Linked DNA regions of Mus musculus: region 2 is linked to region 1. Evidence: chromatin loops called from intact Hi-C (ENCODE). Cell type or tissue: gastrocnemius. All regions are shown on one strand. Links, peaks and the distances in the headings refer to the core of each region. The heading gives the core; the rest is flanking DNA.

Evidence for each region. A loop is a pair of places that touch in the nucleus more often than their neighbours do. Peaks named below come from ENCODE experiments on the same cell type or tissue, not always from the same donor. Only the 100,000 strongest peaks of a DNase experiment are listed, where the experiment ranks them.
Region 2: it touches region 1 in a loop (2.7-fold over the local background); 2 of 42 quality-filtered maps call a loop at or near these places.

Annotation. Positions count from the first base shown.
Region 1 is chr16:4,828,619-4,835,920 of GRCm38, reverse strand. It overlaps 4930562C15Rik (RIKEN cDNA 4930562C15 gene), which reads right to left and starts at 505. Exons shown (of 16, transcript NM_030192.1): 1 at 1-505. The coding sequence starts at 332. In gastrocnemius, for the core only: a CTCF peak has its summit at 3,662 (motif pointing right); a DNase peak (open chromatin) is centred at 3,696.
Region 2 is chr16:5,097,081-5,104,382 of GRCm38, reverse strand. Ppl (periplakin) reads left to right here. Exons shown (of 22, transcript NM_008909.2): 10 at 1,705-1,827; 11 at 1,943-2,089; 12 at 2,858-3,009; 13 at 3,955-4,052; 14 at 4,243-4,400; 15 at 6,330-6,508; 16 at 6,600-6,738. Among named protein-coding and RNA genes, the nearest start is that of Ppl, 32 kb to the left of the region's middle. In gastrocnemius, for the core only: no CTCF peak of the experiment used is centred there; DNase peaks (open chromatin) are centred at 3,200, 4,079 and 5,715.

The DNA of each region.
Region 1 (7,302 bases), core at 1,740-5,739:
CTCTCCTCTACCAGCTGTGAGGTGGTGGGTATGTCCTGCATCTCAGCCAGTTTGGACTCTATCTTTTCGATTCGGTCTACTACTTGGTCAAAGATGTTGCTAAGCCTCTTCATTGGGTTGATGACAGGCTGGGCATCTCCCTCCCTGGGTATAAACACAGCCGGTGAGGATTGAAGGAAGTCCTCTTCCCCTGAAAGAACTTTCTTGAGCTCAGTGATTTGGATGTGCTCCAGGATGCCCTGGAGCAGGAGATGAAGGGCCTTGAAGTTCACGACCCCACACTGTGGGATGGCTACGTTGACCAGCTCGGTGAATGTGATTGAGAAGCTCATCCTGCCGGGGGGTCAGTTGATGTGGCAAGGCTTCTGGGTGTCCTTGGGGACAAGTAGCGGCTTTCAATTATCTGAACTGCTACACCAACAGGTCCTGAGAGGCTTGGGGTGGCAAGTCACAGTGGTCAGCAAGGAATGGCCTCTGTCCTTGTGAGAGCTCAGACCAGAGCTTCTGGTTGCTAGGATGCCAGAGAACATGGTGGAGTGGGCATGCTTCCGAGAACCCAGGGTGGGGTGGGTGTTCATAGGTGAGCTGGCTAGAGGAGGTGTTCAATTAATATTTGACAAGTGCTTAAGGAGTGAATGGCAGCCTTTCATTCAAGCCCTCTGATTACATAAGGCTTATGCCTCTAAGTGACACAGAGAGGTGAGGGAAAGGAAGTTTCCCTGGAAGTCTCTGGAATCAGGACAGAATACAGTTTTCTTGGAGTCAGAAGGTCCAAGGTTTTAAGAAAAGAGCCTAAAGAATTAAGCTCATTTCTGGATGTGGTCAAAGACACCACCAGCCACCCAGGCACTTCACCCTGAAGATCAGGTAAGAAAGTCAAGGTATGTTCTAGTATCCAAGTGTCGTACATTCCAGTAGCCCAGGTGATAAAGCCTCTTGAGTGTTGGGCATCATTGCTCGCCTGGGTGGTGGCACACACCTTTAATTCTAGTACTCAGGAGGCAGAGGCAGGCAGATCTCTGAGTTTGAGGCCAGCCTCACTTATAGAGTGAGCTCCAGGAGAGCCAAGGCTACACAGAAAAACTCTGTTTTGAAAAACAAAACAAAGAAAGTAAGAAAGGAAGAAAGGAAGGAAGGAAGGGAGAGAAAGAGAGAAGGAAGAGAAGAGGAGAGGAGAGGAAAGAGAAGAGAGGAGAAGAGAAGAGAAGAGAAGAGAAGAGAAGAGAAGAGAAGAGAAGAGAAGAGAAGAGAAGAGAAAAGAGAAGAGAAGAGAAGAGAGAAGAGAGGAAAGAAAAACCTGTGGGCTTCTAAAGTGTGCCTTAGGGTGCTCCAGAGAGAACAAAACCAGAATGCAGTGATGGAGACACATGAGCTGTTTATGAGCATTGCCTTTTGTGGTTATGGAGACTGACATCCCGTGACAAACTGTCTGCAAGCTGGAGACCCTTTACACACATGCCAAGGATCTGAACTCAGATCCACATTCTTGCACGGCGAGCACTTTACCCACTGAGCCCTTTCTCAATCTCACCACCCCATACCCTTTAATGAATGCCTTTAGGGTCCCCACTATGCTGAGCGATGTAAAACTTCAAGTGCTGCCTTTATACTTGAGTTACATAGAGCTCTTGACTTCTCTTGACAGAAATGCCTCACCCAAGGGGAAAAGGCCTCTGTTTGGCTACTTCCTCCATCGGTCAGATCAGCTATGCTCAGACTTGCCTATTTCATTGCTTGGGTTCTCTTCATACCAGCTCTTGGAAAATATTTAAACAACCCACCACATCTTTCAGTGGGAAGCTGAAGGTACATTATGCCCCAGCCACCACAAAGGCTGCTTCCCACATGCCTGCTGGTTCTCTGTGCAACCAAGTACATCTATCTGCATGTCCTCACATGGGCTGTGAGTCCATATGACTAATGAGCTCTGTCAGGCATATTCATCCAATGTCACCAGTATCGGATTTTTGGCCATCTTGCATTATGAAGGGTGGCCAAACATCCACAGGCTACATTTTGTCTTGATGCATTGAGACAGTACCCCCAAATTTCAACTGCAGGTGGTTCCAAGTGATCCTGTAGGACAGAACTGAGTTTATTAACTTAGGACTATGTCTCTGTGGCCTAAGTCATGTGTTACAATATTTAAGGGAGCATTCTCCAACTGGGCAAAGGCAGACAATGGGAGTGTAATGAAGTGGAATAGGTTACACCTGGGGCCATACAAACACAGCTTGACCATTCAGAGCCAGGCTGGGTACACAGGCATCTCTCTCTCTCTCTCTCTCTCTCTCTCTCAAATTCTCAGTGTCTGAACCATTTCTGTGTCTGGTGATATCTTAATATTAAAAAAAAAAGATTTATTTATTATATGTAAGTACACTGTAGCTGTCTTCAGACACACCAGAAAAGGGCATCAGGCCCCATTACAGATGGTTGTGAGTCACCATGTGGTTGCTGGAAATTGAACTCAGAACCCCTGGAAGAGCAGTCAGTGCTCTTGACTTCTGAGCCATCTCTCCAACCCCCGTGATATCTTAATTTAAAGAATGTTAGTGTGCTTCCTCCTTACATAGCTCCAGGGATGGACTTGAAATAGAGGCAGCCAAGGAATGAAACGCACACGCGAGCACACACACACACACACACACACACACAGAGAGAGAGAGAGAGAGAGAGAGAGAGAGAGAGAGATAGAGAGAGAGAGAGATGGAAATGCTGGGGTCAGATGGGTTGGGCTCTCAGATGGAAGGACCGCATCAGTCTGGATGCTCAGGGTGTTTGTTACAGAGAGCTAAACAGAAAGGTGGGGTTATTGCATACAGCTGAACAAGGGTAGGGGAACAGTCTTCAGGCCACAAATGCCTTGGGAGAAAAAGCTATAATGGCTATTTTCTAAACAAGTGGACTAGAAGAGAAGGCTTTGCCGTCCCATCTGAGCCTCGTCGTTGGGGGGTAAGGCTCCCCCCCCCCATTTCCCTTTAAGTCTTGATAAGGCTGTGTCCGTATCCACAGCATTTACTAGGGACTTCATTCTCTCAGAGCTTCCTCCGCTCTTCCCCCTTTCTTCTCTCTCAGGTGTTCAGGGTGGGTCTTCATGCTTAGCCCAGGGGCAGTTCAGTGCTTAACACCAGACCACAAGTCTAAGAAGGATCATAATAGCTGTTATGCCCATCAAAAACAAAATGAGTTTTAACAGGTTTAAGGAATTGGAGCCTTGAAGCTTGGCAAGGATTGTCAAAGCTCCTTCTCACAATACTAGTGAAAGAAAACAGTCTGATCACAAACTTTGTGCTTTTCCAAGATGTGCCCACATAATTGACCATACCCATGATATCGAAGCTCGATCCGCCCAGGAGATGGGTCCCAGTTAATTCCCAATTATTCTGTCGAGATTACAGGGGTGTAGCACCCGGAATGATTAAACAGAGCTATTGGGACTCCAGACGGTTAGAGCAGTAGTCCCCTCACGCCCCCAAACAGAAGGACTCATTAGTATAAACAGGTGTGGATGGATGTGACCAAGCTACTTTATGAAGAAGCACCTGCCCAGTAGCTTTCTCCCTTGAACGCCTTACATTCAGGAATATAAATATAAGACAGCATTTTCCCTTCTTCTGACTATTCACAGTGTGAGCCTTCTCGCCCTGAGGAGGGCGCTGCAGCCACTGAAGTGGTTGTCCTCTGTGCACTTGCCAACCCCCACCTGGGCAAGACCATAGCAGGCTGCACTTAGGGGCCGGGCTCTGGCAGATCACGCGGCAGCTTGAAGCCCACGCGGCTGCCTGAACCTACACATATCCTCCCCTGCTCTCTGTAATGTTTTCTTCTCCTTAATGTAGTATGAAAGCAGTTAAACTGAAAGCAAACCCAGCAACATGCTCAGGTCCAAGGCTGTGTACCCACCCCGTAATCCTCATATTTTAAAGTTTATTTTTCAAGTAGCCAAACTCACCTCCCCCTTCCCTAGAAACCAAGGGCACGCCTCCTGACCACGGCCCAAGAAACCTTGAAGCAGCAATGGCCTCCACCTCACTTCTGAGTTTTCCCCAAATCTCTTTCCCATACTGACCTTCAACCCCCTTTCTCCGGGTTTACTTATCTCAAAACACTTTCAGAGTTCTAACATAAAACTGCCTATCTCTAGTCTCCACCCATCCCAACTGCTTACAGTGGGGGCTTAGCACTGCGCGCTCCCTTCTTTAATGTTTTCTTATCCATCTTAACGTTTGTTTCTTCCAGCCTATTTTTGTTTCTTCTTTTACCTGTACAAACTCTCTCAAGAGGGTTCCAACTTTCCCACTATGATGGACCCTTCCAATGTAAGCCAAAACCAACCCAAAGCCCTTCCATAATACTGTTCTTTTGAAAATATTCTTTTCTCATACAGTATATTCTGATTACAGTTTCCACTCCCTCTCCTCCCACAGTTCCTCTCTACTTTCCCTCTGCTCCACATCCTCTTCTTTTCTGTCTCTCATTAGAAAAGAACAAATTTCTGAGAGATAACAATCAAACATAACAAAATAAAACACAATAAGATATAGCAAAAGCTATCGTATCAAAGTTGGACAAGGCAGCTGGACAGGAGAGTCTCAGGAGGAGGCACAAAAGCCAGAGACACGCTCTGCGCTTGTCCACTAATGGGAAAACCTGAGAAACACAAAGCACCATGCTTGGTGTTCTCGAAGATGCTTGATGTATGACCAATGTGGTTTGTTGGGGGGGGGGGGCGCAGAGAGAGGCAAGATGTCAGCAGTTCAAGGGCATTGTTGCCACATGGCAAATATGAGGCCAGCCTAGGATGTGCATGACCCAGTCTAAAAAGAAAGGGTTTGGGGACCTTAACTAGCTTTCATTCATTGTTTCTTGGAAATGTATTCTCCTCTCTGTATAGTGACTATAAACATGGTGTTGGACTTGAAGGCATCCTACTTATCTCAGATGGATGCCCAACAGGAATATTCACAGGAATATTCACATATAATGTAGAAGGGCATCTGTGACACCAAGCACAAGAATCAAAAATCCCCAGAAATACCCAGGATAGCAAAACAAACTGGGCTGCGGAAACAACTCAAGCCTGGCAACTGGAGTTCAGGCTCTGGAGCCACGTGGTAACTGGAGAGAGCAGTCCTGAAACTTATCCTGCTGACCTCCACAGGCACCACAGCACTCGTGCACATTTGTGCCCCTGCCTGCTTAATAACATAACAAACAATTTTCTTTTCTTTTTTTTTTTTTTTTTTGGTTTTTCAAGACAGGGTTTTTCTGTGTAGCCCTGGCTGTCCTGGAACTCACTCTGTAGACCAGGCTGGCCTCTAACTCAGAAATCCGCCTGCCTCTGCCTCATGAGTGCTGGGATTAAAGGCGTGCGCCACCACGCCCGGCCATAATAAACAATTTTAAAACAGAAAACCTGTGGCATAGTTACCCAATGGACACAGCAATGGGAGGGAAGATTCATAACTGTGCCACAACAATGGACAACTTTCACGGTTATAAACACAGGCAGAAGAAGCAATATTCAATCAAGTTCACATTGCTTGAGTCAATTGCTATAAAACATACAAACATGAGCTGGGTGTGGTGGGACACTTCTTTAATCCCAGTACTGTGAGGTAGAGGCAGATAGACCTCTCTGAGTTTGAGGCCAGCATGATATATATAGTGAGTTCCAGGATAGCCAGAGCTACACAATAGAGATATCCTGTCTCAAAAAAAAAAAAAAAAAAAAAGGTAGAAAACATGGAGAGAACTAACCTTTAGTTTAATTTCATAAGCCAGCAGGATGGAAACCTATAGCGGGAGACCCTACAGTGCCCTCAGGCTTGGAAGGGACTGTGAAGAGGAGGTTGTACAGTCAGCCTGGAATATTTACAAGGTGTGTGTATTTTGATGGAATCCCTGTCTTGGAGTAGATGAGTATGGTAAAACCCACTTAGGAGCCCAGGACTTGAAAATCAGAGACAGAAACATTGCAAGTTAGAGGATAGATTCATTCAGAGTATATTCAAGATCAGCCTGAGCTATACCTTCAGACTTTCTCAAAACAGCAAGAGCAAGCTGGCAAAGGAAAGTTCAGTGTCGAAGGTGCTCATCTGACACATGCAAGGCTCTCAGCTGGATTATTGGCAAAACAAATAAAACATCTGGGAATTTATAACCACCAAATGATTGATGCCACAGTGGGTTCCACAAGATTGCTGGTTCAACTCAGGGAACAATTCTGTCCTGGACAGGGTGTAAACAGATTTTTGCAAGAACTGGCCTGAGTCCAACACCTCCTCCCGATTGTGTGTTTATTTTCATGCAGTACTACAGTAGTAGGGTCTATCTCAGACTAGAATCCTAAGCCATGGATGTTCCAGGGCACTGGCCCTGGCCATGTTCTTTACCCTACCCCACCCCACCCCCAGTCACCAACGTCCCCTTCTCCATGTATGCTCGAGAGACGGAGGTAAACATTTCTAGGCTCTCTGATGAAATGAACAAAGGTGTATTTGCAAAGTCCTTGGCTTGGTACCCAGCACAAAGTGTTCCATGATATTAGTTGTGTTTTTCAAAATGAGTACATGATTTTGTTGGATGTTTTCAAGCCAAGGACATATAAACTCATTCACTAGATGGCAAGAGATGGCATAGAGCGCAGAGGGTAAGTACCTCCGAACTGTCTGCTCCTGTGAATACAGCTGCAGGCGAAACACCCTTTAGTCAACTCAGGCCTCTGCATTCTACAGTTCATATACTGTGGGTGCCATTCAGCTCCAGCTGACAGGAATGTAACCCAGAGCCTTCCCAGACAAGTGCTCTGCTTCAGAGCTGTAGCCCATCATTTCTAGCTTAGATTGGGAAAAACACCAAGTGAAATGAACCTGGAACTTCTGTTGGGGCCAATGAGTGGAAAAGGCCCCAGGCTGCAGTCATGGGCGTGGTCTGGGCAGCCACTTGGTTCTGACTTCACTAGTAATTGAGGCTTATGAAAATGATCAAGACTGGCAAGACTTCCTTTTCCTGTACCGGATAGTGCCGGAGATGGAGCCTATGTGCTTGTACCTGCTAGATGAGGACTCTACCATTGAGCTACAGCTGCAGGCCCAAAGTGCACTCTGCTTTATGGAGTCTCAGTGTAAACTCAAGGTGATTGACTGACTGACTGTGACAGGGTCTCATTATGTAACACAGGCTGGTCTCTTTGAACTCCCAATCTTCCTGCCACAATCAGGTGCCTGAGTCTTTGGAGCTGCACATGGCTCATCAGGTCTAACTTTAAGTCTGGCCTAGAAAGATCTAACATACAAA
Region 2 (7,302 bases), core at 1,810-5,809, 270 kb before region 1:
ACATGCATCTGGAGGTCAGAGGACAACTTGTCATGAGTGAGTCTCTCCACCATGCATCAGGGGACTCAACTCAGGTCATTGTGCTAATGCCATGGGCACTTTTATCTGCTGAGAGATTTCACTAGCTCAAGGTTTTGAATTTCTGACGTAGGATCTCATGTAGCCCAGGCTAACCACTCTCTGTGTGAGAGAGGATGAACTCGACTCCCAATCCTCCTGCCTCTACTCCACCTTGGGTTTAATTTTGCTGAGATATAAAAAATATAAACTTTACTATTTAGCCCCCTTTTCAAGAAAACTAACATTCCTACCCTCACCCCCTTTTTTGAGACAAGTTCTCAATGTATAGTCCAGACTGTCGTTGCATTCAAACTCTCCACCATTCTCCTGTCTCGGCCTCTTGAGTAGCACCACCATGCCTAGCTCATTTTTACCACTGACCCATTTGTTACATTAACAATACAGGACAACCTCACCCTCTGTTTCCTGAACTTTCTCATCAGACAGATAGAAATTGAGTGCCCACCCCCAACACACACACACACACACACACACACACACACCCGCCTGATGACCTCTGACCTGCCTCTGGGTTTGCCTGGTATTAGCTAGCGTGAGCACAGGCAACCCAGAACGGTGCCTCTTGCCCTTGTGTGTCCAGCTCTTCTCACTAAGCATGATGGCCCGAGCACAGTGCAGCATGTTGCTATGTTTGTGTGCTTTTTATTCTTGTGGCCAGGTGGCTGCCTATTGTCCAGGTGGGCACCTGTTTACATTGCCATCTATTCATAGACAGTGTTTCCATGGGAAACAGTAGGAGCTGTAGGTAGTCGTCGTAATTCAGGGTCTTCCTCACACTTTCCCAGTTCTAGCAATCGAGCCCAGGGCTTCACATAGGCCAGGCCAGGCCCCACCTTTAAGCTGTATTCCCAGCATCCCTTTACCTTCTGTCGGAAGATGGTCTTACTAAGTGGCAAACTTGTACTTGTGATCCTCCTGCCTCAGCCTCCTGAGTGGCTAGGATGACAGTACTCACATGCCTGCTTGATCTAGAGTCTTCAGACTGGAACTTGAGCTCAGGGGGTACCTCATAACTCTTTCTGGAGTATCTGAGCAACACAGAATTTCACAAAGGTCCAAAAGTCCTCCTCAGAGCAGCAGCCCGAGCGTTCAGCCGAGGGGACAACTGAAAATAAATGAGTCAAGAGGTGGTGAACCAAAAGCTGGGCAAGGGAACTTTCCAAAACAAGAAGAGGAGGTAGCTAGCAAGGCTTAGAATTAAAGCATGGTTAGGTGCTGCTAAATGGTACAGCCGGCTTCTGAGAAATGCATTGCTGGGTGATTTTGTTACTGTACAAACCCATGAAGTACACTTACACTGGGTGGCTTCACAGGGTGAGATGCTCTTAAAGTCCCTGTCATCTGGAGGGGCCTCAGCTGAAGGTTTGCATACAGCCGCATTGTTAGGGTGTTCCTGGCACACAGAGAGAACGCCTGAACTTACTGGCATCTAAAGATATATAGAGGTGGGGTGTTGGGGATCCAGTTTTTCTCCACTGAGGCCCTGCACAGCCAGGCTGAAGTGGGAGTCAAAGAGGCTCAAGCAGGTCATATCATAGATTTAGGCCCACCTAGGGGATAAGCAGCCGTCGGGGTGTGCGTGGTAGCTTTCCATCTGTGATGGTGTCCTCTGATCTCCCTCAGTTTCACAAAGACATGAAGGATGCTCAGGAGCTGCTACGCAAGGTGGACTCAGACTTGAACCAGAAATATAGCCCTGACTTCAAAGACCGGTATCAGATAGAGCTGTTGCTTCGGGAACTGGATGTGAGTGGCGGCATGTGAGGTTGCCCCAGACCTGAGCAGATGTAGCTAGGGCCTGCCTCGTGCTCCCCCTGGGTCGTGCAAGCTGGCCTTACCTGGTGCTGCGCTACTCTTACAGGACCAGGAGAAGGCTCTGGACAAGTATGAGGATGTGGTGCGAGGGCTGCAGAGGCGAGGGCAGCAAGTGGTGCCACTCAAGTACCGCCGCGAGACGCCGCTCAAGCCCATCCCTGTGGAGGCTCTCTGTGACTTTGAGAGTGACCAGGTCAGTCACTACCTGACCCTAGGCAGCCTGGACCTACAGCACAGAAGTCTTGGGGGTGGCACAGGTAGAGCTGGGGCCACAAGCAGTCATCTCTGGTGGGTGTCACTCTCTGTCCTCTCTTTCTCCTGGGGGTGGATATGCACCCCCATACCCTTTCCTCCCCCACTGCCTTGCCTTCATCTTTCTTATCAGCTCAACCAGCCTAGCCATTCTAGCTACAGTCCCAGGGAAGCCTCTCGCTGGCCCATGTATAATGTTTACAGCCACTTCTACCCAGTGGTCAGGCCTCAGTCATATGGCCATCCAGAAGCTGGAATATAGGAGATGTGCCACTTGGACTAGGGATCAGCAGGGATGATTCCCCAAGGTGAAGCTGAGGGGCTGGAGATGGAGCTCAACTAGTAGAGCACATGCATGAGGCCCTGCACTGCATAAACCAGGCATGGATGACAGCACATGCTTGTAAACTCACCACTCTGGGATTGAGGGCAGGAGGATCTGAAGTTCAAGGTATCCTCCACCACATAGTAAATGTGAAGCCAGCCAGGGTTATGTCAGACCTTATCACAAAAACAAAAATGAAGTCTAAATAGAGATTAGTAGTCAAGAGGGTTCCCTCTGAGCTGGCTCCGTCGCTCTGTGACCTGAGTGAGAGGAAGGCTGAGACTCCCTGTGGCTGAGAGTTAAGAGGGCCATGGGGCAGACAGAGAGAGTCTCCTGCTCCCAGGCCTGAGAGTGAATCTGAACCGTTGGGTCTGCTCCCACCAGGGCCTCATCTCGCGGGGCTATAGCTACACACTGCAGAAGAACAACGGGGAGAGCTGGGAGCTGACAGACAGCACTGGGAAGAAGCTGGCTGCCCCAGCCGTCTGCTTCATCATTCCCCCCACCGACCCCGAGGCCTTGGCTCTTGCTGACAGGTACAGACACAGAGGAGGGAGAAGAGAGTGGACCCACGCCTGGGCTCCGCAGCCTCTCTTGTTTAAACCCTCTTAGTGGCGGGTAGGATGCGACACATGCCTCTCATTCTGGCCTCCCTTAAAGGCTGCAGGAAGAGTGGCAGGCTAGGTTGGCTTGCTGAATTGGATGTCTGGCTAGGGGCCAGTGCAGCAGGTGTGTTCTCTTGGTGCCTCTGAGCCTTTGCCAAGTCTTAACCATCCCACCTGTGGCGCCTGTGTCCTGCTTCACCAATTCTGGCCCTTATTTTGTGCTCAGTAGGTCCCCCACCCTTTCTCTCTGTTTTCAGGATCTTTCAGAACTTCATTTTGCTAAGATCTGTGGGTTTGCCCCTTGACGTCAGTGTCAGGTGGCAAATCGCTCAGTCATGTGAGGACCCTTTGCTCAATGAGTAGACTCAAGGGGGTCCCTGGGCTTCTTCCTACCATCTATCAAACACCCGCTGCGCACCGTCCCTGCTAGTGACAGATGCTTCTAGGTAGCGGGGCTTGCAACGGAAGGTAAAGGAGAGGGGACAGAGGCAGAAGAGATTCTTCCCAAACCTTGTTGGTGTAACTCATGACGTACCTTTATTTCATTACTTGTTAGGGAGGAGGGAATGAATGCATGTGCATGTGACAGCACATATGTGGAGGTCAGAGGACAACTTGCTAGAGATTGTTCTTTCCTTCTACCATGTAGGTTCTGGGGATCAAATTCAGGCCTTCAGCTTGGTGACAAGCACCTTTACCCACTGAGCCATTTTGTTACCCCCTGCATCGTCCCCCCCGCCCCCAATAGTATTTTTGACTCTTCAAAACCCTCCAAGGAGCTACTTGGCTCCCATGGGCTGTTGCCCAACCCAGGATGGGAACCTGCTAGGAGGCTGGTATGAGACCAGGGTCCCCAGCACATTCTTGCTCTCACAGCCTGGGCAGCCAGTACCGAAGTGTGAGGCAGAAGGCGACTGGGAGCAAACATGCACTCCAGCAGCGGCATGAGGTGCTAAGGACGGAGAACCCTGGAGGTGGGTACCAGGGTGTCCTGTACAGGGCCAGGGACATGGGAGAGGGGATGAAGTAGACTGTGCTGTGCATGGGTGACAAGTATCTGCTAGAGGGCTGAGAGAGAGAGGCCAAGCCAGCCCAAGGACCTGGTTGGCTTTTGGGGCCTCGTGCTCCTTCACTGTCATCCCTGATTTGTCCTCCCTACGACAGATGCCTCTGATCTTCAGGGACGACAGCTGCTGGCTGGCTTGGACAAAGTGGCCAGTGACCTGGACCGGCAGGAAAAGGCTATCACAGGGATCCTACGGCCACCACTTGAGCAGGGACGGGCAATTGAGGATAGTGCGGAGCGGGCCAAGGGTCTCAAGGTATTGCCAGGCTGGGGCTCCTGCTCAAGGTTCCACCTCTGTGGGGCCTTGGGACATTCAAAACAGGTGTTGGATAATTATAGAGGTAATTATGGAGAGCTGTCCCAAGGGTCGGGGCCCAAACAGATGCCCTGTCCTGGAGCTCTGGCATATCCCAGATGTGATCTGGCTCTGTTTCTGAGTGGCTTTTCAGCCTAGTATAACAGCCATAATAATGATAGCAGGAACTAGAGTCCTAGCAGTATCTGCTGAGTGAGGCTGTGGGCAAGAGGTGGATTGGCTGTGGAAGGGCAGATCCAGCCCACTTCTGCTTGCCCTGCCTGTGACAAGCCAGGGTCTCCTCCCTCTCCCTCTCCCTCTCCCTCTCCCTCTCCCTCTCCCTCTCCCTCTCCCTCTCCCTCTCCCTCTCCCTCTCCCTCTCCCTCTCCCTCTCCCCCTCCCCCTCCCCCTCCCCCTCCCCCTCCCCCTCCCCCTCCCCCTCCCCCTCTCCCTCTCCCTCTCCCTCTCCCCCCCCTCTCCCTCTCTCCTCTCTCTCTCCTCCTTCCCTATCTTCCTTCTTTCTCCTCTTCCCCTTCCTCTTCTTCCTCTTATTTCTCCTCCTCCTCCTCTTTTCTGAGACAGGGTTTCTCTCTGTGACCCTGGCTGTCCTGGAACTCACTCTGTAAACCAGGCTGGTCTCTAAGTCAGAGATCTGCCTACCTCTGCCTCCCAAGTGCTGGGATTAAAGGCGTGTGCCACCACTGCCTGGATCAGGCGTGGGCTGGTCCTCATTTGAGCTGCTGAACCTGGTAAGAGGCCCACGTCTCCATTGACCACTACCTACTCTCATATCCTTCTGCCTGACAGCTCTCTGTGGTAGGTCCTGCCATCCCTGTTTTAGAGAAAATTAGAGTCAGAAAAATCCAGTGGTCTCTGGTGCCTGGCACAGGAGTGAGGGGTAGAGGTCCAGGGGCATAGGCCCACAGTATCACAAGACTCCAAGTTCTGTGGAGTCACAGGATGGGCATATCACAGTATCTACCTGGCAGGTTGCTCAAGATTTCATGAACTCTTTCATGAAAGGTATATAGAGTATCCTGTGTCCAGGGGCAACCTGCTGTTGTCTGAGTTACGGACTTTAGCAGTCCACTTGTACCAGATCCTCATTAAAAACACAGACCCTGGGACGGAGAAGAGAGCTTGGTCAGTGGAGTGCTTGCTTTACATAGCGCACAGGCAAGGAGGACCTCAGCTCAGTCCCCAGCACTCACATCAAAAGCTGCGCATGGCGGGACACCCCCATAATTACTTCCACTGCTGAGGAGACAGGATCACAAGGAGATCGGTGAGGCTTGCCAGCTGGCCAGCCTAATTGACAAGCCCCAGTTCCTACTAAGAGATGCTGTCTGCAAATCAAACAGACAAGGCAGGGCTCAAGAGAGGCTCAGTTTATAAAGTGCTCACACACAACCATAAGGACTGAGTTCAGATCCCTAGCATCCAGGCTTAAAAAAAAAAACTAAAACCCAGCATGGTTGCACTGGTCTATAAATCTGACTTTGGATAAAGCCTACTTGCTAATTGGTAAGCACTGTTCTCAGTGAGAGACCTGTCTTAGAAGACAAGACCGTGATCTAGAGAGAACTGACACTGACCTCTGACCTCCACATTTACACTCCCACCAACTCCACCTCTCCCTTCCACTCAAAATAAAATAGATGGCTCCCAAGGAATACTGAGGGTGACCTCTGGTTTCTCATACATATACCCACCCATGTTTGTGCACATACACACACACACAACCCACAGACTGCCAGACTGGTGATTGGGCTCCAGATGGACACCCCAGGGAGGTGAGCCTTCTCAGCCGTTCGCACTGTCCCAGGGCACATCCTTGACGGAAGAGAGCTGTAGGGCTGTGGTTGACCCGGGCAATCTTGATCTCTGTAGAACATTACCAATGAGCTGCTACAGATTGAGCCAGAGAAGACGCAGTGCACAGCCGAGTGTGAAGCCTTTGTGCAGGCCCTCCCGGCCAGCGGCACCGCACCCTTGCTGAAGACCCGGGTAGAAGACACCAACCAGAAATATGAGCGACTAGTATGGTTGCTAGAGGCAGCCCAGGAGAAGTAAGTGGCAGATAGACAGTCGGAGGGTGGTCATGGTAGGGTCAAGGGGCCACCTGACCCCTACACATACAATGTTGCCCTGTGTCCTTAGGGTGGACGTGGCCAACCGCCTGGAGAACAGTCTGCAGCGGGGCAGGGAGCTGCTGGCCTCATACGAGAACAGGCTGATTCAGGACGACACAATGCCTGAAAGTGGTCATGTGTTGGACAGCAAGAGGCAGGAGCTGGAGGTAAACTTAGGATCTGAGGGCCATGGGGTCCTTTCTTTGGGTTCAGGACATCTGCCTCCATACCCAGATGAGGATGTGAGGGCCCTGAAGGTTTGGAGTTCCCGGCAGGTCATTCTGGAAACAAAGGCAGTGGGCTCTTTCTTGGCTGTTCCTAGGGTCTATACAGCCAGGGAGGTCTTAAAGTCACTCTTTTGCAACAGAGAGTACGGAAAACATAGGTTTCTGAAGCTCCTGATGAGCACATCTAGCAGCCTGGGCCTACAGCTCCTGGGTAGGTGCACAGCCACTGTCACCAGTGGTCTAGGACACAGGTGTGGATGTCTGAGCACTGAGGCACTCTGATCATGGCCTATAGCAATCTTTGTCTCCTTTTCATGAGCAGCCTTAGAGCAAAGCGGGCTCAGGGAGAGGCTCGAGGCTGGAGGATGGCAGGCACACATGCCACCCCTTTAGCAGTTTGCCAAATGAGACTTTTCAGAGCTGTGTTTATTATAATGAAAAGGAGCGTTGTGCTGGGCGTGATGGCGCACACCTTTAATCCCAGCACTTGGGAGGCAGAGGCAG